2 separate regions of the Homo sapiens genome follow, and region 1 is linked to region 2. Evidence: chromatin loops called from intact Hi-C (ENCODE). Cell type or tissue: gastrocnemius medialis. All regions are shown on one strand. Each heading gives the region's core, and the rest is flanking DNA. Links, peaks and the distances in the headings are about the cores only. Region 1 overlaps USP36 (ubiquitin specific peptidase 36). Region 2 overlaps CYTH1 (cytohesin 1).

What was found. Peaks named below come from ENCODE experiments on the same cell type or tissue, not always from the same donor. Only the 100,000 strongest peaks of a DNase experiment are listed, where the experiment ranks them.
Region 1: it touches region 2 in a loop (7-fold over the local background); 1 of 110 quality-filtered maps calls a loop at or near these places.

The regions. Positions count from the first base shown.
Region 1 is chr17:78,794,050-78,799,408 of GRCh38, forward strand. USP36 (ubiquitin specific peptidase 36) reads right to left here. Exons shown (of 21, transcript NM_001385174.1): 19 at 4,859-4,974; 20 at 4,351-4,502; 21 at 1,603-3,830. The coding sequence ends at 4,371. Among named protein-coding and RNA genes, the nearest start is that of CYTH1, 14 kb to the left of the region's middle. In gastrocnemius medialis, for the core only: a CTCF peak has its summit at 5,093 (motif pointing left); DNase peaks (open chromatin) are centred at 658 and 2,306; H3K27ac peaks cover 4,482 bases.
Region 2 is chr17:78,673,490-78,678,848 of GRCh38, forward strand. It overlaps CYTH1 (cytohesin 1), which reads right to left. Exons shown (of 14, transcript NM_004762.6): 14 at 559-2,680. The coding sequence ends at 2,602. Among named protein-coding and RNA genes, the nearest start is that of SCAT1, 44 kb to the left of the region's middle. RefSeq lists enhancers at 1,570-2,448, 2,712-3,213, 3,214-3,713. In gastrocnemius medialis, for the core only: no CTCF peak of the experiment used is centred there; DNase peaks (open chromatin) are centred at 3,122, 3,544, 4,372 and 4,862; H3K27ac peaks cover 4,613 bases.

The DNA of each region.
Region 1 (5,359 bases), core at 249-5,248, 120 kb after region 2:
TCTTAAACTCCACCCAGAACATTCCACCCTATCTGTCATCTCACCTCTTGAGTCCATCTCCTAAATATCCAAGTGACCTCACTTCTAGCCTATGCTACTAATGCCAATCTCTTAGCTCTAGCCTTGGCCACTTCTCAGCCAACCTGGCGGCTGGTCATGCTCACCTGCTGTTCTCTGCACTCCACCAGCCGCCTTTCAGGCCATCAGGCAGCCTGGAATCCACTATCAGCCTCAGGAGTCTAAAAAGCACATCAGACCTTGGTAACCCTTCTTGTCCAAACTGTCAAACAAAACCTGCCCTGCGCTTTTGCACCTGACTTACAGTTAGCCAGCTGAGTCCTGCTGGCCAGCTCCCACTGCCAGCCCCCTTTCAGAATGTCACCTCACCCCACGGTGCTTCAGGCAGAGCTCATGACAGGCTCCTCATGGCCTCCCTGCATCTCCCTAACAGCACTCACCCTGCCCTGGAGCCGTCAGTCCTGCCGGTGGGACTCTGCCCGCCGCCTGCGAGACGACGTGAGTGTGTTCACTTTTATACACACCCAGAAGTGGCCCTAGTGTTTGGGAAACGGCAGTTAAGAATGGAAAAGCCTGTCAGGCGCGGTGGCTCACACTTGGAATCCCAGCACTTTGGGAGGCCAAGACGGGCAGATCACGAGGTCAAGAGATGGAGATCAGCCAGGCGCAGTGGCTCACGCCTGGAATCCCAGCACTTTGGGAGGCTGAGGCAAGCGGATCACAAGGTCAGGAGTTAAGAGACCAGCCTGGCCAACATGGTGGAACCCCATCTCTACTAAAAATACAAAAATTAGTCAGGCGTGGTGATGCGTGCCTGTACTCCCAGCTTCTTGGGAGGCTGAGGCAGGAGAATTGCTTGAACCCGGGAGGCAGAGGTTGCAGTGAGCGGAGAATCGTGCCACTGCACTCCAGCCTGGGCGACAGAGGGAGACTCTGTTCGGGAAAAAAAAAAAAAAAAAAAAGTAAAAACCACAGCCTCGCCCATGTCGCCACTGCACCCAGCGTTGGTGTCAGATCACCACCTCTCCAAGCCTCAGAACCCCCTCAACCGCTGCCCAGGCTACAACGCAAATGCCTTCAGACACAGCCTGGCTGGCAGGAAGGCCTCTGGGTCAGCAGTGTGCCCTGCTCTCTGCCACCCCTTTGGTTTGGATGCAGGAGCTGCCTCACCTCGCTTGTTCTTACTTGGCTGTCCTCATTTTGGGGTGTCCAGCCAAACCCCTAAAGAGAAGCGAAGACATGATGCCCTGTGTTTGGTGGATACCGTGGGGTGGAGAAAGCTTACTTCCAAGTTGCTAAAGGGAGATGCGGGGAGCCACACACATCAGGTAACAGCTGCAGAGCAGCATTCTCAACAGGAGCCGCTGCACGGCAACCCGCCTGCGCCCCGGGGTTCATTCAGCCTCTTGGTCACCTATTCACTAGGGCTGCTCTCATAACCTCCTGGTCACTGAGCTCCCTGCAGGGACCTACCTGCCCCTCCTAGCCCAGCCTCAACTTCCAGGACAGGTGGAATCAGCGAGACTGTGGTTGGGATGTACTTTAAAAAAAAAAAATCAAATGAAACCAACAAAGACACAGAACTCACAAAACCGGAGTATTTTATTGCACCAAGATCTTGGCAACACGTGGGGCTCCCCAGGCCCCCGGAAAGGAGGTGCAGAGGATGGGACACAGACCTCTGCACACACACAGGTGCGGCCATGCAACCAGGACGCGGGGCAGGCAAGTGAGAGGACCTGGGAGAGGTAGCTGCTGTACACAGGCCCCACTCCCTCCAGCTCCATTCCCAAGCACAAAATTCAACAGACCCAGATCCTAAGTCAACCAAGTGACTGCTATGACAAAGGCTTGGGTTATTGACATTTACTTACATACGTGTACAAGACCTAGAGTTTGAACTCGTTTTCTGGGCCTCATCTTTCCCTTCCCTATCTGGTTGATGACTTCGGTGGAGGGAAGGGACGTGACTCCACCCAACAGTGATAAACGCTGCAGAAAGTCATCTCGTGCTCACCACTGCCCAAGAGTTAACGAATGTATGTACCCCAGGAAAAGGTTTTACAGTTATCTAGTGGAGAAGGGAAGAGACTGATTTGGAGGAGAGAAGGGAGAGAAAGGAACGAGATAAATTCTGTGCCAGCAGACAACTAACATTTTCAACTACAGAACATCACACGGTAAACATGGCAGAGGGAACAGTTCACACAGGAATGCAAGTCAACACCCCGAGAAGAAAAGGAACATACCCTGCCCGTGAAGGCATGTGCTTTCCCTTCCAGATAAGTTACAAAGCCAGAGCACGGAAGCCAGGCCCTCATCTTTGAACATTCAGAGACTGGTCCGCAGGAGAGGGCACCCTGAGCAGCTCCACTCACTGCTGCTGGGACACAGGTGGCCACAGGAGCTTGATTCTCTCCCACCCTTCTAAGAAGAGAAACGTAAAAACAGAAGAAAATCCAAAAAGAGACACCCACCCACATGGAAAAAAATAAATGTATCTTCCCATATTAAAAAAGCAATTCCATCTACACGCCAGTAACCACCCAGGCCCCGAGCACAGGGGCAGGAAGCAAAGCTGCCCCAGGGAGAGGGGGTGCAGACAGCGAGGCAGCCACCCGGGACAGCAGGATGCCTCTGGCCCAGCAGAGCCACACTGAAGGAGGTCTAAGTCCAACACCACGTTGTCCATCTCCACCTGCGACGACTCCGGGAGGAAATGACGGGGACAGACCCGATGAGGAAGGATGTTCACGGTCACCTTCACACTTCCCACTACTATGAGGGCATTTGTCTTTTTCCTGAAAATATCACCTTCTCTGAGGATTTCCTGTATTTATTAAGTTACAAGTTGGCAGGCACAGCTTGAGCAACATAGAAAAGTAATCTTCTTGAGTTATACAATCATTTAAATTCCAAAGCACTCACAAAATTGAGCAAACAAAGCCACTATTTGCATATTTGGGAAAGGAAACATATTGCTAATGGAAGCCACAGGACTGGTCAAAAATAAATGTTTTGTATTAAGTAGTAAAATAAATGGAGAATTCTACCCCAAAGCCTCCACCTCAGTGAAGACCTGCGGGTTATTGCAGCTGCAAGGGAAGCTACAGCACAGTCGTCTCAGAATAAACAGCAGCCTGGAAAGCAGATGTATTCGCAGGTATCGAGGGCTCCTCCGACCCCAAATAGCCTCTGCTCTCCAGGACAGTTGAGAGCTACTCACAAGGAAGGGGTGCACAGTAGGGCCACCCTCTCGAGTTCCATAAAAGGGAGAGGTGGCTGGGTGGGGTCACCTCTTCCTTTCTGAGGACAGGTAAGGCCAACAGATGAAGGGGTCCCGCTGAGGAAGCAGGGGAGGGCGGGCTCGGACACAACGGTGGCGTCAGCCCCGAGAAGCAAGGGATGGCTTGCCCAGAGCCACCAGCTATGCACCGGGAGACCACCTGGGGGACATGTGGCCACCATCCCCCACTCTCCTGATAGCCCCAACCAGGGGCAGCAGCCTCTGCCAGCACAGACCACTGTCTATGAAACATGAGAAGGCACAGCCTGGCAAAGATGTCCAGCAGGTGTGCGGCCACCTCTGCTCACACACACACTGTCGTTTCTCTTGCAGGGCTGGTCGGGAATGTCACCAAAGAGGTTCCGATCTAGAGAAGCCTCAAAGCCTCTGTGTTGGGCGGTCTGTGGACACTGGTACCGGGAGAGCTCCTACCGTGACAGGCTCCCAGCGCAGCAGAGCCCACACAGAGAGCTCCCTCAGATCCAGACCGACAGCTCCCGGGAAGGGACGCCTTGTCTCCAGGAGGCTGCAGAACAAACCACGGTAGTCCTGACAGAGAGAAACGAGACCCGAATCTTCCCACTGCCACCCTCGGGTATGAGTCCAACCTAGGAACCCAATGCATGGCATCTCGATGCGGCTGGCAAGAAGTCACCCTTCTGCAAGTGACTGGGACACATGCCAGATATACACACAACCCACATCCCACACACACCCCACACATGCCCTTCTCCAAGTGACCAGAACACATGCCACAGATGCCAGGTGTACACACCCCACACCCAACACACACTACACACACCCCCTTATACACACGCATCCCACACACACCCCCTTATACACACGCATCCCACACACACCCTTCTCCAAGTGACTAGGACACACACCACAGACGCGCCCACACCACACACACCACCCAACACACATGTGCCAGATACACAGCCCACATACATCATACACACACGCCACACCCCACCACACCCCTACACACATACACGGCACACACACCCCCACCTCACCCTTACACCCACCCCCTCGGAACCGACCTCCTTCCACAGGGGCACAGTCAGCGGCGATAGCTGAGGCTGGCAGCCTTTGCTGGGTGAGTCACAGACCAGAAGTTCCGTCGAGTCTGAAGTTTCTGGAAGGCGTTGAAGTTTCTCCTCTTCTCTCTCTTAAATTTTTTAATTTTCTTTTCCTAGACCAAGAATCACAGGCATCACAGTTCCCAAAAACGGCTCTTTCCTGGCCCACGGGGCTCCATGCTGCATGCAGGTCCTGCACACAGGCCGGGCTCTCATGAGCTCTCTGGAGACCCACTCTTCACAATGACCCCTGTGCACGGCGACCTGCAGTCCCCCTATTGACAAAGGGGCGGAAGCTGCGAGGATGCATGCCCTGTCCATGGCCACACGCCCGGACAGGCCTGGGCAGCCTGGCTCTTCTCATGCTCGGCCGCTTCATGCCACTGCCGCCACCTCCAACTGCCCCGGCTCTGAGCTGAGCCACGCCGCCCTGCTCCCTCAAGCCTGTGGTCAGCATCACACATCATACCTTCCCTCGGTCAAACTCTTCGTCCCAGTCATCAACCACGGTCTCAGTCCGGGCCTGTCTGCTGTCTTCAATAGCATCCTGACTGACCGCCGACATCTTGCCATCCCAGGTCAGAACTACCAGGCAGACACGGGGGTCAGCACGAGTGCAGGTTCCCAGGTCCCCTGTGGCTTCACTTCAAGAGTGTCATTTACCAACTAGTCTACTCATAATTAGTCAACAATTTTGAGTGCCACCTTGTGGTGAAGAGAAGGACAAGAGGAGGACGGCTCGACGCCCATGTGTGGTCGGTCAGCATGGAACCCCCAGCGATGCCCTCTTAGCTAAACCCTAAACCACAGCCAAAGAGTTCAGTTCTTTCTAAACCCATGCCCTCGTCTGAGGAACAAAGATGTCATGTTTGGTCTCGAAGTCTGAATAAAAACATGCTCTGAGCAAGAAGTGACATTACCCAGGTTGGAAGAGCTTCGTCACTCTGCCCCTTCCCTACCCAAGACACAG
Region 2 (5,359 bases), core at 306-5,305:
GTAAAGTGGGGCAGTCACCTGGGGAATGGTCAGGGTAGACTGGGGGCTTGAAGCAAGGAGGAAACATCAGGCATGACTGCTGCTGTGTGGAAGAACGCGGACCAGCCCGTGGAGATGGACCCACAGAAGGGGCCAGCCTGGTGCTTTGCTGTCTCTCTGTTCGGTGCTGGTTCACCAAGCGCCTTCCCCTGCTTCTGGGTTCTAGCCCACCTGAGACTTTTCCCTGTTTATTCCCTGGCATTATGAAGTCATCTCTGGAAACTGAAATCATACTAAAAATGTATTATATTGACTGAAGGCATATTTCTTGATCTTAATTTAAAACTGATGTTTCACGTTTCTTCTAAAAAAGTGGGGGCGGTGCAAAGACTAAGTTACTTATCTTTTCTGACTCTGCTCTTCTTAACAGAAGACAGAACCCTCCTCCCACTTTCAAGGTGTTACAACTGAACTCAAGGTGCAGCTGGAGTAACACCCTCCTGCACAAGTGTCCGGTCAGCACCCCTTTCCCACCTCGAGGGCCCCGCCTGAGCCCAGAGACACCGCGAACAACAAAGATGGCTTGGGCAGAGTTGGAGTTTATTTGCTGCAGTTCCTTGGCGCTAGTTTACAAGGCAAAAACAAACAAACAAAAACAATTAGAATAATTATTTCTTAAAAACCCTGTCAACAACTTTCAGTCATTTCTTTATATTTTTGTATTTTGACAAAACTTCTTTTAAACAAATACAAAATAATCTAAAAGGAGAAAAACTATACATAGATTATTTACACCTCTGATAAATAGACTAATACTGACCCAGGTGCCTCTCTGTCTAGGAAACACTTGAGAACCAGGCCAGGGCCCGGGCCAGCTGGACAGGCTCCAGCACCGGCCCAAACACGCCCAGACCTCGGCAGGCACCACCTGGTTCTCCCACCCAGAAAGTTCAGGTTTCCAGCCTGGACCCTCTTCTGTCACCCTCACAAGCTCTGGCACAAAAGTGCCTAAAGCCATTCCCTCCAGGTAGGATCTACACAAAGTGGCGGGGAGGGAGGTGACAGACTGTCCCCCTCTATTCCTCCCACCACTCCTCTGCAAAAGCTATTTCCAGAGATGCTCGCCAACCCTAAAGGATCAGAGGAGCCGTGGCGACGCGGCCCTGTGAAAACCCGCAGCTCCTCCACCTGCCTCCTCAGGGCTGCGCCCTGCACCGCCCTGGTCCAGGGTCCTGTGGAGGGGCGGGGCGAGACGGCCAGACAGCCAGCCACCTGCTCTGCCTGGACTGGCATGCTGGCCCTGGCGGAGTGGCAGGAGCTGCCCTGAGAGTCCCTGAGAGAACGGCAGGAAAATGCTGCGTGTCACGGCTCCCTTCATACTGTAATGAGGAGGGGCAGGGCCAGCTCACACAGCGCCTGCAGGGGAAGACAGAGATGCGAGAGGCAGCCCGGCCACCCCCCTCACTCCAGTGCACCCCACGGAGCAGATAAAGGCCCATCTTCCCCTCTAGGGGGCCCACCACAAAATGCATCCAGAGTAGTCCAGTTAGGGCTGGTTTTGAGGCAGAAAAAGCTGAAGCCCTACGGGGATCGGGGAAGTCCTACTCCTTCCTCTAGAACGAGGACTGGAGTCTGGGGAAGAGGAAGAAAACCCAAAATGAAACAGGTTATCCGGAACCTCTGTCCCGATAACCTTCCTCACAGTTTTGGTTATTAGGTATTTAGCTCAAGGAAAATGCTGACTTTCTACTTTAAAGCCCAACAAGAACTTGGATTCTGAAGGAGGAAAATAACGTAAGCGTCCAGTCAGCTCTCTCCTCTCCTCGGCGCTCCGCAGGCACTTGGGATGGAAAAGCATCCGCGGGAGATGCCGGACTGCACGCTGCTGCCGACTGCGACCCCGGCCAGGGCAGGCCCCCGACTCTGACTGTGCCGTCTGAGGCTCCACTGGGCCTCTGCCCTCTGCGTCCTCGACCTCACCTGTCCATCTCGCCCAGACAAGCACCAGGCAGCGAGCTCCCACAGCACAGGAGAGGCAGGCCAGGCCCTGCCGCGGGCCCAGGCTGATGCCCCTTGGCCGCAGCCCCAGGTGCTCTTCTCCAGGGAGAAGCTCCCCAGCGCAGCCAGGGCAGAATGCACCTGAACAGCCCTACGTTCTCTCTTAAAAAAAAAAAAATAGATCTTTATAGTATGTGGCTTCTCTTCCTTTCCACCTTTTTCTCTTAACATATAATAATATATGGACACATGTATTTATGGTGCAGGGTTTGAAGGCTTCTTCACGGGGACAACCAAGAGGTAAACAGTTGGCTCTGAGCTCTGCTACCAGAACACTGAGCAGAGAAACTGGCCAGGAGGCTGCCCTGCCGACAAGAGCTCTGCCCTGTGAGAGAGGAAGGCTCTGGAGCCCATGCTGGACAGGTGGCCGGTCCTCTCTTCCCCAGTGATAACTGCCCACCCTTCTCCCACTTAAAAAAAATAGCAAAAGCTGAAGCTAGTCTCTAGGAATCCAGGGCGGGGCCTGGCAGAGGACGCTCTGCTCGGCAGCAGTGCATCCATGGAGGTGCGGGAGAAGAGCAGGAGCTCCAAGGCCCCCGCAGACCAACGCCCTTGGCTGCACGCTCAGTGTCGCTTCGTGGAGGAGACCTTCTTTTTCCGTGCTGCGAGCATTTCGTAGAAAGGGTCCCTGCTGATGGCTGCTCTGGAGCACAGAAAAGGGAGAAAACAGAGACGTGAGGGACAGAATCAGAAGAAACACACCCAGGCAGGGGATTCTCAGGGGCCCCTCGTGCCCCAGAACACCTGTCCCACCCCACCATCACTGCAAAGGCCAAGTTAGCGTCCTCCACCCTTGCTGTGTCCACACAGTGACCTAAGGTGACACACTTCGAAAGAGACACAGGAACACGTGACAAGAAAATTTTGGGGTTTTTACCTGTTTCAACATAATAATCAATTCACATTTAGGAACAGAATCATACCACATTCTTACAGCTATATTCCAATTCAGAGAAAAAGACTGGTGCTTGAGTTTCCATGATGACATCTGACTTTGCTTTGCAGCAGCGAGTGCCACGTAATCAAGCCGTGTCACATGCAGTCCTCTGGCACGGGGTGTGTGATAGCTGGCATGGTAATGCAGTGGGGCCTTCCAAGCCCCCCACGTGCACCTGCTCAGTAACTAAGGCTCCATGACTCTGCAGGCGGCACTGCCCAGCACGATGCTGCTGGTGGGGCACCATGGACAGACCGGCTGGACCTGGCTGGGTCTCCGGTGCACAGGGAGGGGGCCCGAGCTCATGCTTGTGCTACAGCCTCAAAGACAGCAGCGCAGGCCGCGCCGCGGGCTGGAGCACCTGCAGTGGACTGGCAACACCACAACCCTATGTCTGCCATTCTCGACTTTCAAGCAACTTATGGTCTAAAAGTCCTGACACTTAATTTCTTTCCAGGGAAGCTGTATCCTAAGTGATGATTTGTTCCAGAGCTCGGGCACAAGCCTCCTGACTGCAGGCAGGGCACTCACCCCTGCTGAACGGTGGCACCAGCAGCTGCTATGGCTCTCCTGGGCTGACCTGGAACCTATTCACAAGAGACAGTGTGTCCATGAGAAAATGCTTCCGCAGCTCCCCGGGGAATGCTAGGAACTGAAGAGCACTAGAAACATGTCCCGATGGGATCTCACTGGGAAGCGGTCTGACCACCTGAAGTGCTTTCACGAGGGAATCTGGCGGCCGGGACACCTGCTTTCATGTTTGGAGGTGTTGGGGTGAATCTCCCTTGGCTTCCTGGGTAGGCCAACCCTTTCGGGTAAGCTGGGGGGTTCTGCAGAGAGGTGCGTGTGGCACTGCCCTGTGTGCAGAGGCAGAGTGTCAGGCGATGAGGGGGGCTGGGCTGCGGTCGGACACCAGGCCCCAGGCCCGGCCCTGCCTGGCCCTGCCTGCTGCTTCTCAACTCCCGCTTCCTCACATGCAAGCTGGAGATGCCCCACCTCCACCTCCCTGGGTTCCGGAGAGTCAAAAAGAGATCCCATATTCAAAGAGCACATCTCAGCGCCTAGCCGACACACTCGATGGCAGCCGCTGTTACCGCTGACACGCAGTTCTACTGCTGTACCTCTGGGTACAGCGTGAAGAAAGTCCCAGCATTAGAGAACACACCTGATTCTACAGAACCGAATGCTGGGACCACCCACACGCAGGGGCACTAGAACTGAGGGTGCTGGGAACTCCAGGAAAAGCACTTCGTGAGAGGAAAACACGTCCTGAACTTGACCTCGAAAGCCTTTCTGGCAATACTGGGGAGGAGGCATCCACCAGCCAGATCATCTTCCTGCTCCTGTTGTCACCAATGTTTCCACTGGGAGGAGTATCTAGGGCCAAGGACAGCTGAGGCTGCACGGTGGTTACCAGTGCAGCTGCATGAGTCACACTGCTCAGGTTTGAGGACCAGCTCCACCTCTGTGGGGTTTTGGACAACTTACTCAACTTTGCTGTGCCTCAGTGTCCCTCATCTGTGAAATGGGGATAATCCTAATGGTCCCACCTCGCACTGGGTGCAAGAAGGTTTGAGGACAGTGTGCCTGCAGAGTGCCAAAGGGGGTGTCTGCAGATCCCGAGGCTGAGGCCAGCCCGCTCCGGGACAGAGCAGAGGAGTCCAGCAAGCCCACAGGAGAACTTGGCACTCACGCTCATGAAAGGATTGAATGATTCTAAATGTGACTTTGAAAAATGCTTAGTTTTTCTGACTATAGAAGTAAAAACCATATGAAAGACACATGTACAAAACCAGCCAAAACTGTTTTGAAAGACCAGTGAGGGAGGACAGGGAACTCGCCAGCCAGCACAGTCAAAGGACACCACGATGCCACAGGGGGAGGGGCGGGCGGCGCTCACGCTGGGAGGCGCGGTGGAGCAACAGGTGCATGAAGCGTGGTGGGGGAGCTGGGTACACTCTAAGGAGAGCATATGAAGTCAGTGGGGGCGATGCCAATGAATCCATAAATGGTGTCCGGACCATCAGCTATTCATTCATGAGAACAAACTTAAACCCTTACTTCAAATCTTATATAAAAAATACATTTCATAATGATTCAATAAATTTTTTTTTCAGTATGTTAAAAAAAAGGATACCGGTCCCCCACAACACTGCTGTTTTCTTCCCCAGAACACAGGGCTGGTGCCATTACTGGTAGGGGACTCTGAAAACACCGTGGCACCGCGTCTGCTCAATGGAGGGTGGGCTGGCCCCCGCTCAGGGCCACACTTCCCATGATGGCTGTCATGCCAGGGAAGCTGCCAAACCCCATGCCCACTACACAATCTCATTTAATCCTCAAAAGAGCCCCATGAGGCAGAAATGACCTCTATCACACAGAAGA